5 separate regions of the Mus musculus genome follow, and regions 2, 3, 4 and 5 are each linked to region 1. Evidence: chromatin loops called from intact Hi-C (ENCODE). Cell type or tissue: heart. All regions are shown on one strand. Region 1 holds the start of Gm16897 (predicted gene, 16897). Region 2 overlaps Cr1l (complement component (3b/4b) receptor 1-like). Region 3 overlaps Cd46 (CD46 antigen, complement regulatory protein). Region 4 holds the start of Cd46 (CD46 antigen, complement regulatory protein). Region 5 holds the start of Cr1l (complement component (3b/4b) receptor 1-like).

Region 1 (5,000 bases):
AATAATGCAGAATCTTAATCCATAAAGTCGTCCTCCGCCCGTGCATACAAACCTCTTCAAGGTCAAGGCTCACTGCTACCTCTGTGGCTTCCAAGATTCCAGAACCTCACCTAATTTAGGGGTGCAAAATAATTGCTCAATGAATGAACCCTGGCTTTAATTATGAGGCAAGTTGCTACTTCTCACAAACCTGAACCCAGAGGCCCTCTGCCATCTCACTTTCCCCTTTCCACCTGTCTACCATCCTGAAAACAACCTCTCAAGGAGCTGATCAATTCCTGACCCTCTCCATGTTCCTGTCATTGCTGCATCATATCTCTGCCCACGCCTGGCTAGCCCTGCCCTGTGATGACGTCCATGCCCTCCCCTCCCCCATCCTACCCCCCCCCCCCCCCCCCGTGTATTCAACTCCCACACAGCTGCCAACTGTAGAGCTTTAGGGAAGCAAGAGGACACAGGAAAGGGGGATATTATAAAAAATGGACAATGAAGGGCATAAAGGGGGGACGCTGGAGTCTTTGATCCCTAGGGACACCATCCTCCCAATGGGTAAGGTTGGCAGCACTTGAAAGAGCAGGAGGAGGAGGAGCCAGATTTTTCCACTGAAAGGAAAGCATGATTTTCACCACTGCTTCTGTTGCCCTGGTAACCAGGGACAGCCCAGTGGAGAGTACAGTAAAAGAACACCATGTTTATCTTTGCTGTCTGATCCACTTCCCTGTACACCCTTCCCTGGCTACCTCTTGTCCCCTAGGCCTGCTTCAAATGCCTTGTAATGCCAGCATCACTGTTCTAGTCTGCTGCTCAAAACCTCAAGGTCAGAACTAATCCTTATTATCAAGCACAATGTATGGATATGTTCCACATCTTGGAGTCATTCCACCATATCCACCTGCCATGCCGGGGAGAATGGCATCCACTTAACCAAACAACTCACTAGGCAGGATGAAATGGAGAAGACTGCCCAGTCAGCACCTTTCTTACTACTAGACTCCTGGGGTACACTGAGAACCTGCTTGGTCAAACCCTCCTGTTCCAGGATCAGAAGGAGCCTGTCTGGGGATGAGCTGGGAGAATAGCTCTATCCAAAAACTTCCACAGATCCTTTCTCCTACATGGAGATGGGCACCCTATCAGTGTGACCTCAGAACAGAGACAGAGCTATCACCATGGGAGATTATATAAGTGTTGCATAACATGGTGGCACCATTAGCACCAATGCAGTTATCCAATGCCACTGACAGGCCAGGAGTGGAAACCAGCCCAAGGGGCTGGCATACAATCCTCTTGCCACCAGTGCCAAAGAAACCCAGGCTCTTACTGCCTCAGCCCTGTCTATACCTGCTCCTTCCACCCCAGAAGACAGAAAGACTTCCCTGGCTCTTGCATTCTTCTTCCCCTTTTGGGTGGCAGATGGAGGCCACAACACCAACACCACCTGGCTAACAGCAGACTCTATACGACCTGGCAGGAGGGCATCCAGGAGTCTGGGAAAGGGAGGGGTAAGGTCTAGAGACCCCTCTATCCTGACACAACAAATGATGCAGCAGCAACAGGTTTGGCTGTGACAGCTGTCCTCTGCTCTGCCATTTGCTGTCTCTAAAAAACAAATTACGCTAAAAGGGGGAGGGGAGCAGGGCGGGGGAAGTGGACCATATTTGGCAAATGCTAACTAGGAAAGGGTCCAGAGTAAATTCACCCTGTTTCCCCATAGCCCCATTTTTCCTAAAGGAAAGCTAACCCACCACCTAGGAACTTTAACTGTAGCACGTAGAGCTGTCAACAACTCCGACCTATGCTGCTCCATCTCTGCTGCTGCCTAGGTTGCCAGAGCAGCTACCCCGAGGGCTTGCTCCTCCCCCAACTTGGCGGCGCAGGCGTTTGTGGCTAGTGGCTACGCAGGCGGGTCAGGGGCCCTGATGGCCAGTTCAGAGCTCCATTCAAGTCTCCCATCACCACTACCACACCCACGTTATTAATGGGAGGGTGTGGGACCGCAGAGAACCTGCCCGGTGGCATCCCCTCTGGCTGCACCTGCGTGTCCCAAGCTACGCCTTTCCTCACGCACCTCCGATCCTCTGAAGAGCTAGAAGGAGCAAGCTTCTACGTCTCGAATGCACTGCGCCGGTCCTTGCCCCTCAACCACCTGTCTCTGCTTCCCTTCCACGAAGCTTCTCCAAGTCGCCGCACCCCTGTTGCAGTACCACGCTCGCCGCCTACTGGGAAGCCGAGTCACGGGGCACCGTTCAGGTTCTTGCGCCCCGGTCTGCGGCCCCTCAGGCCTGCGCCGCCCAGGCCGCGATCCGCGCCCGCCCGCCTGTGAGGCAGCAGTGGAGGGGTAGGCGCGGCCGGATCCGGCAAGGAGAGGTCATGCGCGGCCGACCGGGCTTATCCCGTGCCGCAGCTCCTACCTGAGGCCGCCGGCTTCCGACGCTGCACAGCAATCGCGGCCCCAATGCGCGGCGACCCGCGGAGGCGCAACACTGCGGACTCCGCTTCGAGAGCTCCGCCCGCTCTTCCCACGCTCCGCGTCCGCGCCGCGCCACCCTGCGGCCAAGTTCGGCGTTGAGACTTCTGGGAACGCGGTCGCCGCCGCCCTTCTGTCTGAACTGCGGCAGAGGACCTAGCCAACTTCAGTTTCACCGCAAACAGGCCCGCCTTAGCCTGAGTGCTTCTTCAGAGCTGTCCAGATCCTCACTGGTCCTGGTTCCTCTGCCCTGTTCTTCCAAAGTTTCTCTCTCGCCACGCCTCTTATAAAGTAAAGGGTAAGAGATGTGGGTCGAGCTCAGGGAACCAAGGGCCTGTGTGGTGAGATTCCCAGATTATGCTTCTGTCAACCTGTAAGTTCTTGCTCAGGAGATGTTTTCTTGAGAGTTCTCTGACTTAGACCCTTTAGATAATTGGAGAAGAGCTGTCAACCCTCTCTCTTTCCAGAAAAATGCACACCCACACAGAAGCAGAGATTTGTATTCGGGGCATTTTGAAACTTCTCAGATTACCATAACCACCAACTTCAGACCTCTGTAGGTGTCCATGTCAGGCAAACCAGTTGGCAGTTTCTGAATCTGCCACCTTGCTGTCCTTTTGGGACATCTTCAACAGTCTCCGGGCCTATGTTTCTGACTAAAAACAAAACCAACCAACCAACCAACCAACCAACCAACCAACCAAACCTTTTTGTAATCCCAATGATGGGGAGTGGAGCGGGCTGGTTGCTGGCCAGTTTAGCAGAAACCTGAACTCAAGATTTAGTGAAAGATTCTGTCTTGAAAAATAAGATGGAAAGGACTAGAGGAAGATAAAGGGTCTCCACCCCCTCTTTAAAGGCTAACACATGAGCCTCTTGCTCCTTTATGATTTTCCAGCATCGCATTCATTCTGCTATTTAACCACTGTTAGATATACATGCACCTGTTGCTATTTCTGCAGTTGATTGTAAAGTCTTTTAAGATCAGTGTTTTGGAGCCGGGTGTCGAACGCCTTTAATCCCAGCACTCGGGAGGCAGAGGCTGGTGGATTTCCGAGTTCGAGGCCAGCCTGGTCTACAGAGTGAGTTCCAGGACAGCCAGGGCTATACAGAGAAACCCTGTCTCAAAAAACCAAACCAACCAAACAAACAAACAAAAATCAGTGTTTTCCTTCTGCAACTAAGGTAATTTACATGGTTACTTTATTTTTCCACAGTTTTAAATATTCCAAGTGAAGGAGTTCAGGGGAATAAAAAGCCCAGGGAGATACCCAGAGGAAACTATACTCTGGTTGCTCCAACACCAATATATATTCTCCCGTGGCTGGAAAACAAAGTCCTCAAGGTGGTGAAGTTAATCTCATTTCCTTCTCTTCTGGACAGAAGCAGCCTCGATTCATTGTTTGTTAGAGGGAGCTAGGATACGAGTTCATGCAGAATGCATCTGTAAAGCATCAAATGTTCTACCACTAGTGTCCATGAGTCCAATAAGGAGCGCCATCCCCTACCCATCATTGCACTTGATAGAAGAAACCACAATGCCATCAGGTATTTTTCACTTCCTACAAGTTGATCATCATGTTCTATGATTTTCCCTGGGAGATATATACAAACCAACCTATGACAGCCAACAAAACAGTTCTACTCAAGTTTAGCTCAGTGAACCAGTGAATGTATTGGGGTGCCTTCTAGGAACATGGATGACTGAAGGTAGCTGCATCACCTGAAAAGCCCACTCTCACCATGAGTGACAACTCATCAAATCTGCAACTGTGGAACTTCCTGCCCTATTTACAGACATCTTCTCTCCCCAGCTATTGTTATTACTGCTTATATAACCTTAGGGAGGGACCTGTAGCTTGTAAATTTCAGGAGCTTCTTGAGACTTTGAACCCTTGTAAATTTAGTTTGCTTCCTGAATCTTAAGAAGATTGCCTCCAGGAGAACATGTTTCAGTAAGGAAGCAACTCTACAGTACATCATATCTATACTCTTCTTTTAAAATCAAATCTCAGAGGTCCTCTTCCTCTCTATTCTCCTCATCAGGACCATTATTTCTTTTCTGAATTTCCATATTTGTCTCCAGCCCACCTACACTTCCTGCTTTCAGCCTCACCAGGCTCAGACCCAAACCCACATCTGCTGTGGCTTGTATGTGTGTCCTCTTAAAAATTATTTTCAAATCTAGAGGGCCAATGTAACAGTATTTGGAGTTAAAACCTTTGGGATGTAGTTAGGCCATAAAAGTGAAGCTCCTGTGAATGGAATCGATGTCTTTAAAGAAGGGGCATTTGCAGGGTACAAGCTGCACACAAATGCAATCTCAGTACTTTAGAGTCACAGCAGGAACATCATGAGTTTCTGAACAACCTAGGTTACATATCTAAAAATAAATAAATAAATAAAAGAATGCACCTGGGAACTTCCTCATTCTTACTGCATTCTGCCACTTGAAAAAAAGCACCAAGAAGACAAGATAAACAACTGTAAAAATAGAGGTTGACCTTCACCAGAGGCAAACTTCCCAGCCACC
Region 2 (5,000 bases), 130 kb before region 1:
TTTGGTTAATCTTGTATCAAGCCACATTGTATCAGCTGTAGATGTTCCCTGGTAGAATTGTGGGGGTTGCTTATGTATAGTGTCATATCATCTGTAAATAGTGATACTTAGACTTCTTCTCCTTCCAAGTTGTATCCCCTTGATCTCTTTTAGTTGTATAATTGCTCTAGCTAGGACTTAAAGTACTATATTGAAGAGATAGGAAAAGAGTGGACAGCCTTGTCTTGTCCCTGATTTCAGTGAAATTGCTTTAAGTTCCTCTCCATTTAATTTGATGTTGGCTTTTGGTTTGTGGTATATTGCCTTTATTGTGTTTGGGTATGTGCCTTGTATCCCTGATTTCTCCAAGACTTTTAATGTGAGGGGTGTTGAATTTTGTCAAAGACTTTTCCAGCATCTAATGAGATAATCATGTGGGTTTCTTTTCCTTTCAGTTTGTTTATATGGTAGATTACATTGTTGGATTTTCGTATGGTGACCTATCCCTGCATCTCTGGGATGAGGCCTATTTGATCACAGTGGATGATCTTTTCAATATGTTTTTATATTCAGTTTACAAGTATTTTGTTGAGTATTATTGCATCTATGTTCATAGGGGAAATTGGTCTGTAATTCTCTTTTTTTGGTGAATCTTTGTGTCTTTTGGGTATCAAGGGTGACTGTGGTCTCATAAAATGAATTTAGCAAAGTTCTTTCTATTTTCTGTTTTGTAGAATAATTTGAGAAGGATTGGTGTTAACTTTTCTTTGAAAGTCTGATAGAATTATACATTAAGACCACCTGGCTCTGGGCTTTTGCGGGGGATAGGGGGAGGTTCAATGACTGCTATTTCTTTAGGGGTTACAGATCCATTTAATCTTGATCTTGATCTAATCTTAGTGAGGGGTATCTATTGAAAACATTATCCATTTCTTTTAGATTTTCCAGTTTTGTGGAATAAGAGTTTCCTCTTATTTCTCACCAATTTTTTTCATGCAGTACTTAGTGCTCTGAACTTTCCTCTTATTTCCACTTTCATTGTATCCCATAACTTTGGGTATGCTGTACATTCATTTTCATTGAATTCGAGGAAGTCTTTAGTTTCTTTCTTTATTTCATTTTGACCCATCAGTCATTCGGTAGAGACTTGTTCAGTTTCCATGAGTTTGTGGGCTTTCTATTGTTTCTGTTGTTGACATGGTAGTCTAATAGGATGCAGGGGGTTATTTCAATTTTCGTGTATCTGTTGACGTCCATTTTCTTGGAAAATCTTTTTCTAACCCTTTACTCAGAAGTAATGTTTATCTTTGATGCTGTATTTGTCGTATGTAGGAAAAGATTGGATCCTGTTTCACATCCATTCTGTTAGTATCTTTTTATTGGGAGAATGGAGTTCATTGATATTGAGAGACATCAATGACCAATGATTGTTAATTCACCATTCTTAACCCTAATACCAACTCACAGATAATCCAGCATGGAAGTATTTGTTATTTATGTTATATAAAGTACTTGCTAAGTAACTCCAGAAATCATGGTATAACATTCCTGGTGAAAGCATGGGGCTTATAGTCAGACCTGAGTTCCTTGTCGGTCACCAGCTATGAATCCTTGGACAAAACACTGGCCATCAAGCGTCATCTTCCTTGCCTATTGTATAATAGCCCCCATCTTACTGAACACAGTCCTATACTTATAATGAATGCCAGAAAATGTTTTTTTCATTAGTTACTGATCTTAAAAGTAATCAACTATTTTCTTTTTCTGTAAGTTATTACATGTAGTCATCCCTCATAACCTGAAGGCTCTTGGCTCTAGAAGTCTCACTGATAGCAAAAACCTTTGGATGGTCAAGAAACCTTACATATAAAGAGGGTAGTACTTTTATAGAACCTCCTACATGTCTTATTTATCTGTAGATTAGTTGTGATAATATAATATAATATAATGAAAATTCTGTGTAAATATTTTAAACTATATAGTTATACTCTGTGGTTTAGGGAAATGGCAAGAGAAAAGCCTTTATATATTCATCAGAGTTACAGCTTTTTTTGGTGGTTTTGACTTGTAGCTTGGTGAATGTGTAGATGTGGAGCCTGAAGGTAGAGAGGGAGGGAGGTTTCTTTATAACACCTGCTGCTACTGTGCTAATAGTGAGGATTACTTTGATACAAAGTAGAACTAGTGATCACAGAGCACAATGATGCTATATCAGGTTGTAATGTAAAGCTGTTAGTATGTGAAGTTGTTAAAATTTGTGGTAAATCTATTTACTAACCAAAAGTACTTCAGAAATAGTGAGATAAGTTGTTGTGAGGCTTGGGTACATGTATATAAACAAGCTAGAGTCTTGATACAATGGGTTTAGTGTTTTCTAGTCTGAGTTTTTAACTTAGTAAAATTATAACTTAATATCAAAATAAAAGTTATTAATTACTTTTAAAACTGTAAGATGATTCATACAGTTTTCCTTTCCTCACTACCAATTAGCAATACCACAGATGAAAAGTATAAAGAAGTGGGTATTCATTTAAATTATAAAGAAGACAGCTGTGTCCGCCTTCAGTCTCTGCTCACAAGTCAGGAGAACAGCAGGTACATATGCACATCCTGAATTGAAAATGTTTGCATCAACTCAGATTTAAAAATGGACAGTAGAGATGGCTAAGAGGTTAAGAGCACCGACTGCTCTTCCAGAGGTCCTGAGTTCAGTTCCTAGCAACCATATGGCTCATAGCCATCTATAATGAGATCTGGTGCCCTTTTCTGGCCTGCAGATATACATGCAGGCAAAATGCTGTATACACAATAAATAAATCTTAAATAACATAACAAAACAAAACAACAAAATCCCACCCCAAAACAGATTAAAAAACAGAAACAATTCAAACAGAAGACTGCACACAGAAGTTGGAAAGTACTTCTCGAGCTGGAAACTTTAGTTTGCTTCCTGGGTTATTGCCATTTTTATGATTTTTGTTTGATAACTGTTAATACTGTGCTAAGGTATACATGAGCCTTTGGGGGACAGTAGGTTTTGCTTTTTCCTGTGAAAGCCAAGTACCTGCTCTCTAAGGGTACACACACATACTGATGAGGGATCTCTTAAGGGTCCTCGGTGACTCTCTCTACCTCTTTCCCAATTTCTGTACTCACTTGGCTTCCTATGACTCTGACTCTGTCTCTCTGTCTGCCTGTCTCTGTCTCTCTTGTTTCTCTCTTTCTCCATTTTTCAAAGCAGGGTTTTGCTGTGTAGCACTGGCTATCCTGCAACTTACTATGGAGACCAGGCTGACCTTAGGCTCAGAGATCCACCTGTTTCTGCTTCCCAAGTGCTGGGATTAATGGCATGCTTCACTGCCACCTAACTTCACTCTTTTTCTGTCTTTCTTTTACTGCAGCTATATCCATCCCTAACTCATCAATCACCTCTTCTGTGCATCCTCACCACAAACCCTTATATGGCAACTATTGGCCAAAGGTTTGGGGTTGAAAGAGAACTAATCCTACACTGAATGAATTATGATTATTTAACTGAATATTGTGAATCACTGAATTATAAACCAAGTAACAGTTCCAAAGATCCAACTCCAATCTTGTTGCATGAGCCATTTTATTTGCACATCTTCACTCAGTCATTCTCTCTCGGGCAGCAAGGGATTAGTGAAACAGGCCCAGAAGCATCATGGCCCACCAAGTCCTAGATACTTACAAATTTGCCCTGTTTTTTGGCAGTTTTGACTAGCAAATAAGATTACTCCAATTTTGATAGTTTCACATAACAATAGCTTTGTACTGTAATCTGACACAGCATTATTGTACTCTTTGATCACAAGTAATGTTGACAAATTCTACTTTATATCAAAGAACTATGAGTGACAACAAAAACTGGGTAGTTCCCTTAAGCCCTGAATTTCTATCCTTTCCTTGCTTTATTCAGTAGGTGTCCTGAAGATTGCTCAGTTATATTGCTTTGCTCAGGCACCTCACTTCAGCCCTTGGGCCTCTCACAAATTCACAGCTCTATATTTCTGTATCACACAGAGATGTTCATTTGCTCACTGGCTTCCTAGGAATCCTAACATACCCTGTCCCTAGCGTCTTGGGGCGTCTCAGAAATAATAGCGCAGCCAGTACAGATCTGTCATTTTCAGTTATATAAGGAGTTTGAGGTCAGCCTGGGTTATCTGAGATCCTATGTGAACAAACACACCCCCAACAATACATTTCTAAGGTTATTTCACAAACACTAGAAATAATCACAGCTCATGCTCTGAAAAGGAGTGTGCAGCTCTCCTAATAAGTGGAGGGAAGAGCATCACATTGTTTAATAAACTTCTTCTATGTCCCTCTCCTTTCTGATAATAATATGCGTCACTTGAAACTTGGCATTTTCTGCCAATACACAGTTCAACAATGGACAGTTGAAAAGGGCCTCAGTAGAAAAATAGTAGGTACAGGAAAGGCATTTTATAGTCAATAGAGATATAAATACAGGCAACTCAATTTTTTTCTAACATAAAACCTGCAGTTTGTTGTATTAAATCTTTAATCTCAATTGGGAGTTTCTACCCCACCTTTGATCATCCAGTTCCCAGATAAAAGACACACAACATTTATGTTTATAATAAGCCTTTAAAGCACTAGAGCTGGGCAGATATCTACCCTTTAAGCTATTATTTTCTACTTCCCTATCCATAACCCTGAGTTCTAATTTGCCATATTCCACTTGGGCAGCTCTTAACTCCAACTGGCTATGTTTTCATGTTTCACCTATTCCATGTCATCTTTTCCTCTCTCCATCTTCTCTTCCCTCTTGTGGGCCCCTTCAACCCCACCCCCCCAAACCCGTGTCCCCTATCCCCTACCTTTTTTTCTGCCTAGCTATATAGGCTGTAGGCATCTTTATTCAACCAATAGTTTTAAATATAGGAGCAAACTTACATATCATCACTGTGTATACATGCAGATTATCTCATCTCTGGGGGCATCCAGGCCTTGGGGACCACAATACATAGCAA
Region 3 (5,000 bases), 64 kb before region 1:
AACAAAAACAAAAACAAGAAGAAGAAGAATGTATGCACAGATACTATACTCAGTTCAAAGTCAAGATGTCTTAAAAATACTTGATTTGTCATAAAGTTGATTTCCAACATAAGAGATTTACTATATAGCTTTTCTCCAGTATTAAAATTATATAAACCTGTTTTTCTTACAAAATGTTGTTCTTTGAGTTTTTACATTGTTTTGAATAGAGTAGCTGAGAGGTAAACACTGAACAGCACTGCCAAATGTGCTTAGCTGCTGGGTGGCATGTGATTTTAGAGTTAATGTTACATACTTGAGTGAGTGAGAATCCTGAAATTTCAGTTGATAAGCCTGGAACTCACCTTTACTCAGTAACTCCTTAGGTCTCTCTCCTGTCTCCCCTAATACCTGCTCCTTCCCCCTTGTAAGTGGCACTCCTGTTGTCAGCTGCACTGAAGGAGCTCTGGAGGCAGGTCATACTCAGGTAGAACAGAGCTTGACCTCCACCAGGCCCCAGCCCACTCAGGCTCTGAGGAACTACTGCTGAGAGAAGAAACCGTCATTCCTGATGAATTGCCTTTTCTGAGGTGTATTTTCACTTTTATGTTTAGTAGCATAGAGGGGCCAAGGAGACATCCCCTTGAGAAGATTGTGAGTCCGAACTGAAACTGAGCGAGGGTGAACCCTGCTTTGAGTATAAACACCTACAGTCACTCTGAGTGAAACTCCAAGCCTTTTACCCTCCAAGTGGATACTTCAGGAAGATAACTCTTGGACAGAAAAACAAACAAAACAAAAAAACCACCTAGGAATTTGATTAAGAAAAATTGAAATCTGTACTCATTTTCACATTCTTAAAAAAAGAAAAAGGTAGCAGTTGTACCTATACACGGTGCTATACTTAAAAATCATAGCATTTAAAAAAGAGGCCAAAGATAAGTTAAGACAAAGAACTACTAATTGTTTAAAGACAAGAAATGGCTTTACTGTTTTAAAACTTAATTTAAAATATTTTCAATCAAATATTTTATTTTGAAAATAAATTTACCTTTATAGCTTGATCTGCTTCAAATTTAACCTTCAAATTACTATTTATATTTGACACATGTCTGTATAAATATACATTTTATTTTTATCAAATACTTTGTCAGTTATATAAATATGAGGAAAAGTGCTTTTTAAAAAATTGTCCACATGGCAGAGAAAAAGGCATATTTGAACTTGAAATGTTCTTTTAACTACAGAAATGTATCTGCAGCAAGATGAAAATCTCATGTGTGGAAGTCATTACTGTTCCATTTTTGAAAACTGGATCTTCAAGTCTGGCAAACGCAAAATTATATATTTGCAGGAGCTTCATTTGTGGTAATGTGTGTGTTTCTAGTGTAAATCAAATCTGTGTTTATAAATACAATCTGTATCTAACCTCTCTACTATAACCTCACATTTCAGCCCCTGCAGCTCACCAAGGGTTCTCAGTATCCAACCATGAGTGCCTGTGTACTAAGCAGAATGTTCTGCCTGTGACATGGTATTTGCAGGAAGAAGGTCACATTTCCAAGCAGACACCAAACCCTGTCCAGTTGGAGCTCTTATCCCCATGCCTCACACTTTCACTGCACATAATGGCTGTGAATTAACCACATCTGTGCCTTCCACACTCAGTCTGTCACCTGAAATGCTTAATATTCTCTCTAAATCCATGTACCTCTAACGCCAATGCATGTCCTACCAGTCCTGTGAAGCTCTAACTCCTCAGGTTCTTTATCTTTATTGGTTAGCCTTAAGTTAGCCACATTTAAGAGTCTGTATACATGTGCCTAATAGGAGATGTAATTTTCATATCACTTGAACGTATTCATAGGTCTCAAAAAACAAAGTAAAACCTGTGTAACTAATAGGACATGATGATTTTTATGTGAAAATAAAAATGTGACAGTCAACTCTCCATATAAAGAGGATAACAGCTTAAAGAAAATCAGAGTTTAATTCTACCTATTAAAAACCAAATTTTCAAAGACTTGAACTTAAAGTTGTTCATGGGTTGGGGATGAAGCTCAGCAGAAAGCTTGCTCAGCATGTACAAGACCCTGAATTCATTCCTTAGCACTGGGAAGAAAACAGTCATTAACAGATTATTAACTGTTTGCTTAAAAGTATTGATGTCTGTCAAAATAAGCAATGATAAATTGTAGTTTTAAAATATGATATAGTAATGTTTATGAACAATATAAACACAGAATGAAAATTGCATTGACTAAGCATTTTTAGAAAATTAACATGAGACTCTAGCATATTTTTAATTGGCATAAAATATACAGAAAGGACTTTTACAGTAACCAACAGTAAATTGTCTGAATTATGCTAGAAAGACTCAGGGGCAAAAAGAACCTGAATATTCATCCTAATTTTAAGGTTTAAGGGAAATAAGCAATTCTACCAGAGAGCTAACATTTTAACCAAGACTGGATTTTTCATAGTTTAATAATTTGCCTATTTAAGAACAGAATTGAATGAATCCAATACACAACTATTCTTCCTTATGCATCAGTATGCTTAGGCTCTCTAGGCTCATCCTGAGATTACCCTAAAATGAGCTGTCAGCCTTTGAGATCATAGCACTGCTGCCCTCCTGTGGACTGTTTAAGTATCTGACAGTCTTCTGCCTCTTCACTGTGACATTGTCATTAATTTTATTTTAGATCAGGTAGAACAGTAGCTCTCTTCTGCTTTTGTGAAGGTAGTAATTAATTTTTTTGTTCCTCACTTCTTAAATATGGGGGATATATAATACTTGGTGGAACAAGTGAATGCATAATTTCCCTTCTTGCTTGTTTACATACAGCAGGTGAACATATTGCCACACAGACAATGCTGAAAAACTATCCACCTTGATTCCCGACATGACTGGACAAAACCCAGTAAAACCTGAGTACAGGTATTAAGACCAATGTGAGGAATAGCTCTGAAAACTGTTGTACATTGCAATGCTGAACCACTATAAACAGGAACTCTAGTGTTTGGAGTTCATTGGGAATTTAGGGCGTATCTAATGCTTAGTTGAACATATTAAGTATGGTGCTTGGAAAAAATTAATCTGATTACCTACCTCCACCTGCAATGCCTACTCAAAAAAAAATTAAATCTGTACTCGAGGTGAGCTTCAACCATGAAGAATTCCTTCTGTAGGCTCCCATAGCAATCAATATACTTCTCAAACTGATGTGCAGGTTAACCACATTGTGATTTTGTTAAAATGTGATGACTGATTAGAGAAGACATTGTGGCCACATCGGCAAAATGAGATCCTGCTGGCCTTTGAAGCTTGAGGGAAAGAGCAAGGCAAAGAACACAGCCTGTTTACAGAAAGAAGCAAGACAACTACTTTTCCTTCATATTTCTGAAGCGTTTGTGTCTGATAGTACCTTGATTCTAATCCAGTGAAAATGTTATATTTCTGCTATTCAGACCTGTTAAGAATGTTGTGTGTGTTAAGATATCACATTTGTACTAATTTGTTACAGTACTGACTTGAAATTTATGCACTAACATATTAACTGGCAGCACATAACTATGACCAAAATAGTATGGTCTTTTCAGAAATAGAGAAGTGGCTCTCAGCCTTGGCTCTACAATAGACTCATCTGAGCCCCATTCTAAAGCCAGCTAAAATAGTATTTGCTTGCAGGAATGGGACCTGAACCTGAGGATCACTCTTTTGGTGACCAAAGCCACAGTAATGTGGTACTGAGGTAGAATGTGCCCCAGATCAAACACAGATTTATCTCCGGCTTCCCTTAAAAGTATGTTAATATCAATGTGCTATCTATTCCTGAGACTATATGCCAGCTTCCAAACAGAAGGCCTAGACCAACTTCTTAAAGATGCTAGGGACTAAACTTAATTCATTTGATCTACTAAACTGGTTGCAGATCTTTCTTCCCCCAGTTAACAAAAATACACTGTATTCACTTCTAAAAAGTCTGGTAAGGCTTAATTTTAAAAAACTAATGCTTTAACAAAAGTCTTTATACCTGGGTTGACAGCATGGTTTTATAAATCTGATTCAGGAGGGTGCTGTTAAAAAAAAACCTACATTACTAGCCAATTATGAAAAATTATCCCAGAGTGACAATTTTATGTAAAGGGCTATAAGCATCCAGATAAAAAATAACTGAGAGGTGTTCTGGTTTCAATTTGCTTCTCAGGACATCAGGATATGGCAAAGTTTAAGTATTCAATGAGAATATTATGATTTTTCTAAATGGAAATAAATTTTAAATCATTGTTTTTGTGCTTTGATATTAAATTCAACTTTCTAGCACTTAACTCATTAAAGAGCCAGAATCATGGCCTGGGGGAGTTTCAATCAAATTTTCAGTACAAATTAATTGGGAGCTTTGGACAGAGTAGCTATGTTTTTTTTTTTTTTAAAGACTTAATGTGTAGTTAATACCACAGACCCAATCTGTCATACTTAGAGGAGCTGCAGTCTCCTACTTTAGTGGGGTAAATTAAAAAATACAGCTGAGGGACTTAGCTATTCCTACCAGCACATCCTTAGATGTGACTTAGAACATGGATTCTTCAATCAAAGGCTTGAAATAGCTTTGCAGCTGCAGGATGCATCATAGTCGCTGGGAAGTCTTTCCAGCAAATTCTCCAACAGCCTCCCACTTCCAGCAAAATGGGCAAGGCAGCCATCTGGGGTAAGGCAACTGGGATGAAGGCTTAGAAGAAGCTTCCTGAGCAGCTGATTTGCCATTAGTTATTAAAACCTACTGGCTTGAAATAATTGTACTGCAGGTAGTTCATAGTTAGCTATGCAACTCCTATGGAAGGGGCCACCTGCTTTCTTCCTGAAAGTTCCCCAATCATGAACCCTGCCCCTCCACCACCCCCAATGCTGGCAAATCTCTGAACAGTTTTATAGAACTTTTTCACCGCCTACTGAAGGGTTGAAATAAACTATCAGTGGAAAGTAGAACTCCCTCTGCTACAAATACAACTGAAATTAG
Region 4 (5,000 bases), 120 kb before region 1:
AAACAAGTGTTCCTGTATATTATATGTATATAGTAATATTTTGAGCTATGCTCATGATCTCAATAAATGTCAGAATCTTTCTGGATATTGAACAAAAGGTATGCACATCATTTTTGCTTGTTTCTGTGTTTTAATAGCTTCTTTAAAGGTGTGTTATATAATAATTGGTTTGACACTGCCCTGGTTAGTTTTATGTCAGTTTGACATAAGATAGAGTCCCTGGAGATGAGGGAGCCTCAATTGAGAAAATACCTCAATAAGATTGGGTTGTAAGCATGCCTTTAGGGCATTTTCATAATTAGATATTGATGTGGGTGTTGGGGGTCAGCTATTCTTTTGGGGCCACCTCCAGGCAGATAATGCTGGGTTCTATAGGAAAGCAGGCTGAGCAAGCCATGAGGAACAAGCCAATAAGCAGTGTTCCTCCATGGCCTCTGCATCAGCTGCTGTTTCCAGGTTCCTGCACTGCTTGAGTTTTGGTCCTGACTTCCTTTGATAGTGATGTAGAAGTGTAAGCCAAATAAACCCTTCCCTCCCCAACTTGCTTCTTGATCATAGTATTCTGCCCTGGCAATAGAAACCCTAAGACAGACACCATAAGGATGAGCTAGCTATCAACTTGATTTTAGATTATGAAAGTTAGGGGAAGAAAAAGTCCTATGCAAAGTCCACTAACCACCACCACCACCACACACACAAAAAATGGAACTTTAGCACAAAAAGATATTAGAGGATTCTTGAAAGTTTGTAATATAGTATATTTACCCTTTACATGTCTCTTGCATAAGCATGAGGACTTGCATTCAGATTCCTAGAACCCACATAAAAAGTCCAAAAATGACTGAAAGCCAAGAGATGGAAAAGCAGAGACAGGAAGATTCCTGGGGTTTGCTGGCTCAATAAACTTTATGTTCAGTCTGCCTGAACCTAAAGTAATAATAAATAAATAAGTTGGAGAGTGTGGTAGTTTAAATTAAAATGGCCCCCATAAACGCATAGGAAGTGGCACTATTAGGAGGTATGGCCTTGTTGGAGTAGTTGTGGCTTTATTAAAAGAAGTGAGTCACAAGGGTGGGCTTTGAGGTCTTAGTTTAAGCCAGGCTTAGTGACTCACAGTCTCTTTTGCCTGAGGATCCAGATGCAGAACTGTTAGCTCCTTTTCCCTGCATATCATATGCTTCCCATCATGATGATAATGGACTAAATGTCTGAACTGTAAGCCAACTCCAGTTAAGTATTTTCCTTTATAAGAGTTGTCATGGTCATGATATCTCTTAACAGCAATAAAACCCTAACTAAGACAGAGATTGACCAAGGAAGACAACATGTGTTAACCCCTGGCCTCTACAACCACATGCACACTCATGCATGCACACTTACGTGCATGCACAGGTGCACACACCCAAATGGACATGTACATTCACAACATACTATGAGTACAAAAACACAAAGACAGATGTAAAACCAAAAATGGATAAAGTAAGTGTCCTTGTGAAAACCGTCCTTGTTTCTGTACTTGGTTTTGTTTTTTGTTTTGTTTTGTTTACCTGAATTCCTGGAGATGAAGTTAGATCCTGATCCACTATGCAGAAAGGTTGGCTGGCCTGTAGCTGTTATCCCAGTCTTAATTAAGGTTTTATTACTGTGAGGAAATACCATGACCAACACAACTCTTATAAAGAAAAAGAGTTGGAGCTGTCTTACCTTTTCAGAGGTTTAGTTCATTATCATCATGGCAGGAAGCATGGTGGCATGCAGGCAGACATGGTGCTGTGGAAGGAGCTGGGAGTTCTACATCTGAATCCACAGGCAACAGGCAGAGAACTGGTTTGAGCTTCTGAGACCTTAAGGCCCATCCACTAGTGACACACTTCCTCCAACAAAGTCACACCTACTCCAACAAAGCCATATCTCCTAATAGTCCCACTCCCTATGGACCAAATATCAAACACATAAGTCTATAGGGGCCATTCCTATTCAAACCACTGCACCCACCCTCTGAAAACAATGTAAACATAATTCCCGAGACACACAAAAAGCCCTAACCCTGATTTCTCTACCACTTAAATGCCCTTTCATCCCACTGTCTTACCACCCTTCAAAAAGCATACAGGAGATTGAGTCCTATTTTGGTCCACACCCCCGCACTCCCCCTTGCTTCTCTTTGACAGTTTAACAAGATATTTCCCATGAACTGGAAAAAACACCAAATTTGAATCCTCTCCTTCATCCAAAGGTTTGACATTTGTCAGGATCCTGGGATGTTCACAGTCAACACTGTCACTGAAAGCATTCCTAACCAGGGCTAAAACATAATAGCTCAACTTCAGGGGTGTGCTTGCAATGCTTGCCACAGAGAAGTGTTCTGTGCAATAATTTACAGCAACCATGTGGAGGGTGGGGGTGTGACTTTAGAAGCTGAGAATCCAATGGGAAAACCTTTGAGAGTTGAGGATTGTGAGATGAGGCTGTAAGAGAATTCAAATGAGGAAAATATAAGTACTTGTCCTAATCAGCTGTGACTAATGCCAAATACAAGTCTGAGGCAGCCTCCTGATAGTGCTTTAGGTCTATTTTATAGGTTCCCGCACTTTTATTCTTCAAGTTCAAGTTCAGAGCAATGATCACAGGGCCAACAAGTCTTTCCAGCCTTCTGGAATAAAGCGGTCTCTTTGTATATGTAAGCCAAGGTACGCCCCAGCTGGTAAGCACACCTTAGAACAGCTATAGAGCCGCTGAAGAGGGAATACTGAGCTGCATCTTTAAGAAAACAGCCCTGAGAGGAGCACAACCCTGACATGCAACTGAGGACAAGGCTTGTGCCATCCAAGCTGAGGAGTGCAGCAAAGCTGCAGAGGACTTGGGAGTAACGCAGCTAGGTAAGGAAGGAGCACAGCAAAGTGGGACAATGGAAAATAGTTGAGAAGCCCAAAATTCCTGGCGGGAGCGCAACCTCATGGCCCAGCCGCTTGAACTGAGGCCCCACCTTACTGCCAGCCGATTGGCCTAGCTAGCGCTACCAGTCACCAGCCTGCCAGGAGCGGCCTGGCCACGCCCACCTGTTGTGTCGCTCAGCACACTTTAGTTTCAGGATTGTTGCGTCTGTTCACCTATCTTAAAACTTGCTCTCTGGCTTCCTGGCGCCCAGTTTCCCTTTCAGTCTGGTAACATGACGGCGGCGCCTCTTATGCCAGACTCAACGCACCCCTGTCGCAGAAGGAAGAGCTACACTTTCTTCTGGTGCTCCTTGGGCGTCTATGCTGAGGCCCTTCTGTTTCTGCTGTCTCATTTATCTGGTACGATCCAGGAGAGAGGCTGTGTCGCAGGGAAGCTGGGAGGAGTTCAGGAGTTCCTGGTAGAGCCCTCTTAGGGTTGTGTAAATGTGTGAGTTTTGCTGTGACTATGGAGATCATTCAGTCCTCACCCCGAAAGTGCAGATTTCCTTAGTAGGCAGTAGTTAAGGGGTGGGCAGCCTGAGTGGAGGGAGGGGTAGATGTTCACTTAGAGCCCCACTGTGTCAGTAGCAGATTGCACGGCTTATGCTGTGGGCAAGCAACTCTGGGTTTAGAAGGGAGGGAAAGTCACACTTGGCCTCCCCCTTTAAGTCAAATTTCCTTGTTGCCCGAGGCAGTATGTATGGGCTTGGTTTATAAGTGGCTATTTTGCTGGGCATGGTGGCGCATGCCTTTAATTTAGGCAGAGGCAGGTGAATTTCTGAGTTCGAGGTCAGCCTGGTCTACAAAGTGAGTTCTAGGACAGCCAGGGCTATACAAAGAAACCCTGTCTCGAAAAAAAAAAAAAAGTGGCTATTTTGTTTGGCTTTTCAATTTCATTAGATTCCCCCCCCCCCCACACACACACATATACAGTGTGTTTAATCATATTCCTTACACTCCTACTCCCTGCTTGGAATTAGTGTCCATTCCTAGCCAAAGCAGACAGTGTCTGATTCTATTACCAAATGGCTCTGAGATCTTATCTTCCTTTACAGATAAAGTCATAGTAGAAAAAGGACAATCTAGACATCACTCCTGAGACAAGAAGTATAAGTAGCACTCTGGTTTTCACCTTAGCTCATGAACTAAAACTCAAGCTTTATCCCACCACATTTGGATGGTGTTTCATTACATGGAATAAATACTATACATGGTTAGTTACTTTATAAAATTTACACAAAGAACAATACTTCTGTTTTCTTCTGTTTTGCAACACTCTGTGTTTGTGACATATATACATAATCTTGTTCATATAGTCTGTATTTCTATATTTTTTCTTATCAGTATCCATCCAGCAACTTTTGCCTTCTATGTTCCAGACTCTGTGCTGGTCCGGAGGATGGAGATGTTGGGAGACAGTGACAAGCCTGTCTTGGTTTTGTGAGCCTCTTCCACTGATTGTTCACACACATATATGTATAGGAATGTAAGCAGGCACTTTATTGTGCTGATAGATCCCTAGTGGCAATACATAGTATATGATCTATAAATATTTGCTAATAATAACCAAAGCTTAACATGAAGGAATAGAACCATGCTCTGGAGTAAAGGAACATGCTTCTCTGACTGGATTTTAAAATGACTGAGGGACAGGACAAACAACAATCCCAACTCTGACACTTTAAACCACTGGTTTTTTTTTGTTTGTTTGTTTTGTTTTTTTTTTTTTACTGTTTTTCTTATATATAGAACCTTCTCCTGATATTACATATTTGACTATTTTCTCTTCAAACTTAGTTGGAATGTCACCCCCCCCCCCCAGGGAGACCTCTTCTGACTACCCTTAGTAGACATAACCCAACTTAACCCATCTCTCAACTTGCATCACACCTATAAAACTGGCTTTTCTGTTCTCTACCTCTCTGAATAGGAAGGCAAGAGATCTTTTCTTTTTTTCACACTAGTGACTCCAAATGGTTTTTTTTTTGTTTGTTTGTTTGTTTTGTCTTAGTGTTGTTGCTCTTACAAAACTCAAGTACCAGAATGTTAAATATATTTGGCCAA
Region 5 (5,000 bases), 160 kb before region 1:
AAACATCATGACCAATAAGTAAGTTCAGGATGAAAGGGTTTATTCAGCTTACACTTTCCACATTGCTGTTAATCACTAAAGGTTGTCAGGACTGGAACTCAAGCAGGTCAGGAAGCAGGAGCTGATGCAGAGGCCATGGAGGGATGTTACTTACTGGCTTGCTTCCCCTGGCTTGCTCAGCCTGCTCTCTTATAGAACCCAAGACTATGAGTCCAGAGATGGTCCCACCCTCAAGGGGCCTTCCCCCTTGATCACTAATTGAGAAAATGCCTCACAGCTGGATCTCATGGAGGCACTTCCCCAACTGAAGCTCCTTTCTCTGTGATAACTCCAGCCTGTGTCAAGTTGACACACAAAACCAGTCAGTACAGTCCCTTACAGTAAGACCAGTTGTCACTAATTCTTCGTTTTTCACTAGCCACACTCAGCGTTAGAGCAATGGAGGCAAAATAATAGAGAATTGAAATTTTTGTTGTTCTGTCCAATAAGTACTGTAAGTGAAGGTGTATATAAAATGGTGACTGTAAGGATGGAGCACAAACTTAATCTAGCAAGAGACCAGTTGTGGCAGGTCTATGGGTTTGCAGACACTGTGAAATGGAGATTTTGAGAATCAGGACACTGGGAGTGAACCAGAAGGGTAGGACTTGTGGTTAAGAGGGATAGTTAAGCTCATGGAGAGGACACAGTTATAATGACAGTTCTAGGATATTCTCATGAGCCTTGGTGGCATAGTAGAGTGGAGGACAAGATCATAGGCAAAGATAATTTAAGGAACGGTGAAGCCAAGCATGTGGAAAAAAGTTTCTGTAATCTTTGAAGCCAATGAGGAGTGAGAGAAGAGGAGCATTGTTGGAAGTAAATATCAGCCAGGAGCTAAACCCATCAAGGACTCAGGGAAGAAAGTGGATGCTAAAATGTAACCTCCAAACAATGTGGGGATAGCAGTGTATTCTGATAGCATATGGTGCAAGAAAGTATACTTACCTGCAATATAACTTCTTCCATACTTTTTCGAGAATAACTTAAATTCTAAATCCAAAGTGCTAGCAGGACTGGTTCCATATGAAAGCTTCGGGGAAGAATCTGCTTATTTGTTCCACATTTTAGAGGCTGCTATCATTTGCTCTCTGGAGGCAGCAACTTTGATCTCTGCCCTCATTGTTCTTCCTCTCTGATTTAGGACTATGTTCCTGTAAGGTTCCTTAGGGTTATTAAGCCCACTTTGGCAGACAGGATTACCTCCCCACTTAAATGTTCTTGATTTAATTTAATTAGCCATTTCTTTTCCTGCCGTATAAAGTACCTATCACAGGTTCTGAAAACAGAATGTGGACATGTTTGTTCGCATGTCCTATTTCTCTCTTGGAATATTTGAGTTCTTAATTCTATTCCCCAAACTTGGCTCTTTATATTTGTTATTTCTAGAAGCACTACCACCAATCTCTGAGTAGGGCTCTCTCTCTCTCTCTCTCTCTCTCTCTCTCTCATTAGTATTAAGAAAGGAATTAAAATTCAGTGCAAATCCTGTTTATTCCATTTCTGAAAACTTATTAATTGTTCATCTGCCATCAAATCTCACTTGGATGATGGCAAGGCCTGGCTTCGCTCCCTGATTCATTACTGCACTATCCTGGTCTAGGCTGAATAGCACTGACATGGTTGTGAACAAAAACTTCCGGAAAGAAACTGCGTCTGACTGTGAAAGGAAATTCCTGAAAGTTAACTGTTTCTGCAAAGACTATTGGCTGATTAGAATTTCAGTACTCTGGAGAGATTGCAATTTTGCTGGTCCAGAGACCAATAATTACCTTATCTTGGGCTAAGTCAGAACTAACATCATGATACAATAGATACAAAACAAACAAACAAACAAACAAACAAAACCACAAACAACCTTTTAGAATCTACTGACTTATCAGGCAACTAGCTTCTACCAATACAAAAGCCGAGTGCCATTAGAGTCATCCTGAGCCTATAGAAAAGCTTCCACTACCTGCTTCTTGTATGTACCCAACAATATATTTTAAACTTGCCTTAATTTGTGACTTTCTCTGCTCTGTAAAACCACAAAAACTTTATGAAACTGCTTCCATGAAATTTGGGGTGACCATATCATTGTTCCAGGGTCATGATCACTCAAAATGGCTTCAGAATAAACTCCTAATCCTTTTAAGATGAGAGCTATGGTTTTTACCTTTCATTTTTTGTTTCCAGCGGCACGTTACATCCGAATTCATCATAAGGAAATAGGTTCTTACTGTATACTAGACAGGGTATGCAACTGTCAGCTCACTGTTGCAGATTAGGGTTAGGCTCCACCCTTGCAGATTTTTAAAAGGAGTAAGGCCGGGCTATATGCAAACCGAGTTCCCATAATGCCTTGTTTTCTTTGGAGTCGAAGGTTCCTGCAAGTGGAAAACTTCCTGGAGCTGACCTACTAGGTATTGAACCAGTTTCTGCATTGCTGAATCAATCTCCCAAGGGTAATTCCACAGAAATCCCAGGGGCTTGGAGTAAACAAGACCGCGCCTAGCCCAGCTAGAGGAAGTTTTATTCCGGAACCCAGCGCCATTTCTGGGTGGGACTGCTTTCTACACCATTTGCCGTAAAACGTTGTTTGAGAACGGTGTGAGGGGAATGGAGGTCTCTTCTCGGAGTTCAGAGCCTCTGGATCCGGTGTGGCTCCTTGTAGCCTTCGGCCGGGGAGGAGTCAAGCTAGAAGTTTTGCTGCTGTTCTTGCTGCCATTTACTTTGGGTGAGCTGCGGGGAGGCCTGGGGAAGCACGGACACACGGTTCACCGGGAACCCGCGGTAAATAGGCTCTGCGCAGACTCCAACGCTGGTCTGGGCTGCCTGTGAGTGCTCAGCGCCCCTTTCCCATGGGTGAGCGTGGGGCGCCCTCTACCCAGATCTTGGGTCGTACGCAGCCGGCAGGAACGCGTGGTCTCCCAGCTGCTTGTCTTTATTAGCTGTACGCTGTGCTTTTCTGTGCTGAATGTAGTGAGAGAAACGGTGTGGGGAGCAGGGGGTTGCAGGAATATTGAGAGATGCAATTTCTAATCCTAGAATTTGGTTATGAGGAAAGTTAATATTTTTGTGTTTCCTTATCTGTGAAATGGAGATATTGATGTCTTTCGTGGTATTGGTATTTAATAGGTGCCATCAAATATCTAACCCAATTTCAGCTCCTTAATTTATTTCTATCTTGAGACATTCCCTATGCACTTTCTCCGAAGGCCTAGACAAACAGGCCCAGGGATACAGTTTTCACACAGTGAGACTGTGTACTTTATCTCCCACCCCAAATCCTCATTAACTCCCTTGAGCTTCCACTTTAAGGAAGGTCCTTCCACTCCCACTCCAAGGTAAGATTTGAAAAGCTAGCAAGCCTCAAGGTGCAATGAAATATTTGCAAGTAGAAAAGACTGTAGAATTTACATATTAAATTTTACTGATGGTTAAGAACAAAATAGAGTGCCCATTTTACCCACCATGAAAGTTCTAATTTCCCTTTCCTTTCTCCTTAATCAGAACTTTCTAAGAGAAAGACTTCCTTGAAGTCTTTTGCATTGTTTGTTTTTTATTGTATTTCCAAAGTTAAATGAAAATGATTTTTTTCCAACATATAGTTATTGGTTACATATTATTTGACTCTCTCTGCCACATAATTAATGCTGCTAAGACTTAAAAGAAAATAACTGAGTCTAGAAGTTAAATCAAAATATGTATTGGAAAGTACATTAACAAAATGAAATGCAGTTTCATTTTTTAAATTATATTATTTTTTCCCCGTTGACCATAGTACTGATCCATTCCTGAGTGCCAGAGAGGAGGATCATGCATGGTCCATTGTAGCTAGCTGGAGAACTGAGAGTATGAGGGATGATGCAAGTTCTTTTATCCAATGTAATGTTGCTGTGTCTCATTCAACAGGTCACTGCCCAGCCCCATCACAGCTTCCTTCTGCCAAACCTATAAATCTAACTGATGAATCCATGTTTCCCATTGGAACATATTTGTTGTATGAATGTCTCCCAGGATATATCAAGAGGCAGTTCTCTATCACCTGCAAACAAGACTCAACCTGGACGAGTGCTGAAGATAAGTGTATACGTGAGTAACTGCAGAAGAGGCTCCTTTGTGCCAAATAGTAGAGTCGGCCTCAGTTTGTCTGGATTTTAGATTATGACTCATTATTAGTAATCTTATCTAAGGTATATAGTACATGTGGATCATCATTCTTGTCAGTCAAGTCTTTTTAACTGTGATTCTGTCTTCTCAATTGTTAATAAATTTAATAAGAATGATTGTCACAGGGCATGCTTAAGAGAAAATATCATCAGAATATTTCACTTAGGGTGTCTAACTTTGCACAAGTGTCATTAAGTAATGATTCTGAAACAAAGTGTATTTAATAACTAAGAGATGAAAAATGTTCAGACTTTAAGGCCAATAAATTAGAATACTTAGAAGAATGCTTCATGTTTTAGGGAGCCACTGTGTGAAAATAAGAAAAAACTTGGATGAGAGTTCTTTTGGAAGCTAGTGTCTGATGAATTTCCCCAAAGTGGCAAAAACTTTGAAGTATTACAAATATATATATTCTACAGTAAGTTATAATCAGGTTAGAAATTCATAAACTACAGAAAGTTCAGTTTACTGTACTTGGTTCCAAAATTCTGTTTCTTTTTCATAGGAAAACAATGTAAAACTCCTTCAGATCCTGAGAATGGCTTGGTACATGTACACACAGGCATTCAGTTTGGATCCCGTATTAATTATACTTGTAATCAAGGGTGAGTTGGCAACAACATCTCTTCATTCAAGAGTTCTGGAATAGCAGTACTACTTTCTAGTCAAATCTCAGGAAAGACATCTAATCTATTACTTCCTTATTTGGTTTTTGTTTGTGTTGTGTTTTGTTGTGTTTGTGCTACAGATTGAACTTAAGACTTTAAATATGCTAGACATATTTAAACAATATAATTGTTCTACAG

The links. Peaks named below come from ENCODE experiments on the same cell type or tissue, not always from the same donor. Only the 100,000 strongest peaks of a DNase experiment are listed, where the experiment ranks them.
Region 2: it touches region 1 in a loop (2.6-fold over the local background); 6 of 42 quality-filtered maps call a loop at or near these places.
Region 3: a loop joins it to region 1, with 6 times the contacts of the local background. A loop is called at or near these places in 11 of 42 quality-filtered maps.
Region 4: a loop joins it to region 1, with 2.7 times the contacts of the local background. A loop is called at or near these places in 6 of 42 quality-filtered maps.
Region 5: a loop joins it to region 1, with 4 times the contacts of the local background. A loop is called at or near these places in 12 of 42 quality-filtered maps.

Annotation. Positions count from the first base shown.
Region 1 is chr1:194,973,869-194,978,868 of GRCm38, reverse strand. It overlaps Gm16897 (predicted gene, 16897), which reads left to right and starts at 1,910. Exons shown (of 5, transcript NR_033564.1): 1 at 1,910-2,765; 2 at 3,851-4,015. In heart, CTCF peaks have their summits at 2,311 and 2,511; DNase peaks (open chromatin) are centred at 1,168, 1,878, 2,208, 2,588 and 2 weaker places; H3K4me3 peaks cover 1,743 bases; H3K27ac peaks cover 1,582 bases.
Region 2 is chr1:195,104,392-195,109,391 of GRCm38, reverse strand. Cr1l (complement component (3b/4b) receptor 1-like) reads left to right here. Exons shown (of 10, transcript NM_013499.2): 9 at 2,470-2,574. Among named protein-coding and RNA genes, the nearest start is that of Cd46, 15 kb to the right of the region's middle. In heart, no CTCF peak of the experiment used is centred here; no DNase peak of the experiment used is centred here.
Region 3 is chr1:195,038,240-195,043,239 of GRCm38, reverse strand. Cd46 (CD46 antigen, complement regulatory protein) reads left to right here. Exons shown (of 11, transcript NM_010778.4): 11 at 1,227-2,002. The coding sequence ends at 1,248. Among named protein-coding and RNA genes, the nearest start is that of Mir29c, 3.2 kb to the right of the region's middle. In heart, a CTCF peak has its summit at 2,618 (motif pointing left); no DNase peak of the experiment used is centred here.
Region 4 is chr1:195,090,395-195,095,394 of GRCm38, reverse strand. It overlaps Cd46 (CD46 antigen, complement regulatory protein), which reads left to right and starts at 3,147. Exons shown (of 11, transcript NM_010778.4): 1 at 3,147-3,296. The coding sequence starts at 3,170. In heart, no CTCF peak of the experiment used is centred here; a DNase peak (open chromatin) is centred at 3,014; H3K4me3 peaks cover 1,111 bases; H3K27ac peaks cover 1,521 bases.
Region 5 is chr1:195,128,946-195,133,945 of GRCm38, reverse strand. It overlaps Cr1l (complement component (3b/4b) receptor 1-like), which reads left to right and starts at 2,376. Exons shown (of 10, transcript NM_013499.2): 1 at 2,376-2,758; 2 at 3,937-4,116; 3 at 4,700-4,799. The coding sequence starts at 2,641. Gm32313 (a long non-coding RNA gene) reads right to left here and starts at 2,502. Exons shown (of 3, transcript XR_865921.3): 1 at 988-2,502. In heart, a CTCF peak has its summit at 2,903; a DNase peak (open chromatin) is centred at 2,845; H3K4me3 peaks cover 2,375 bases; H3K27ac peaks cover 1,730 bases.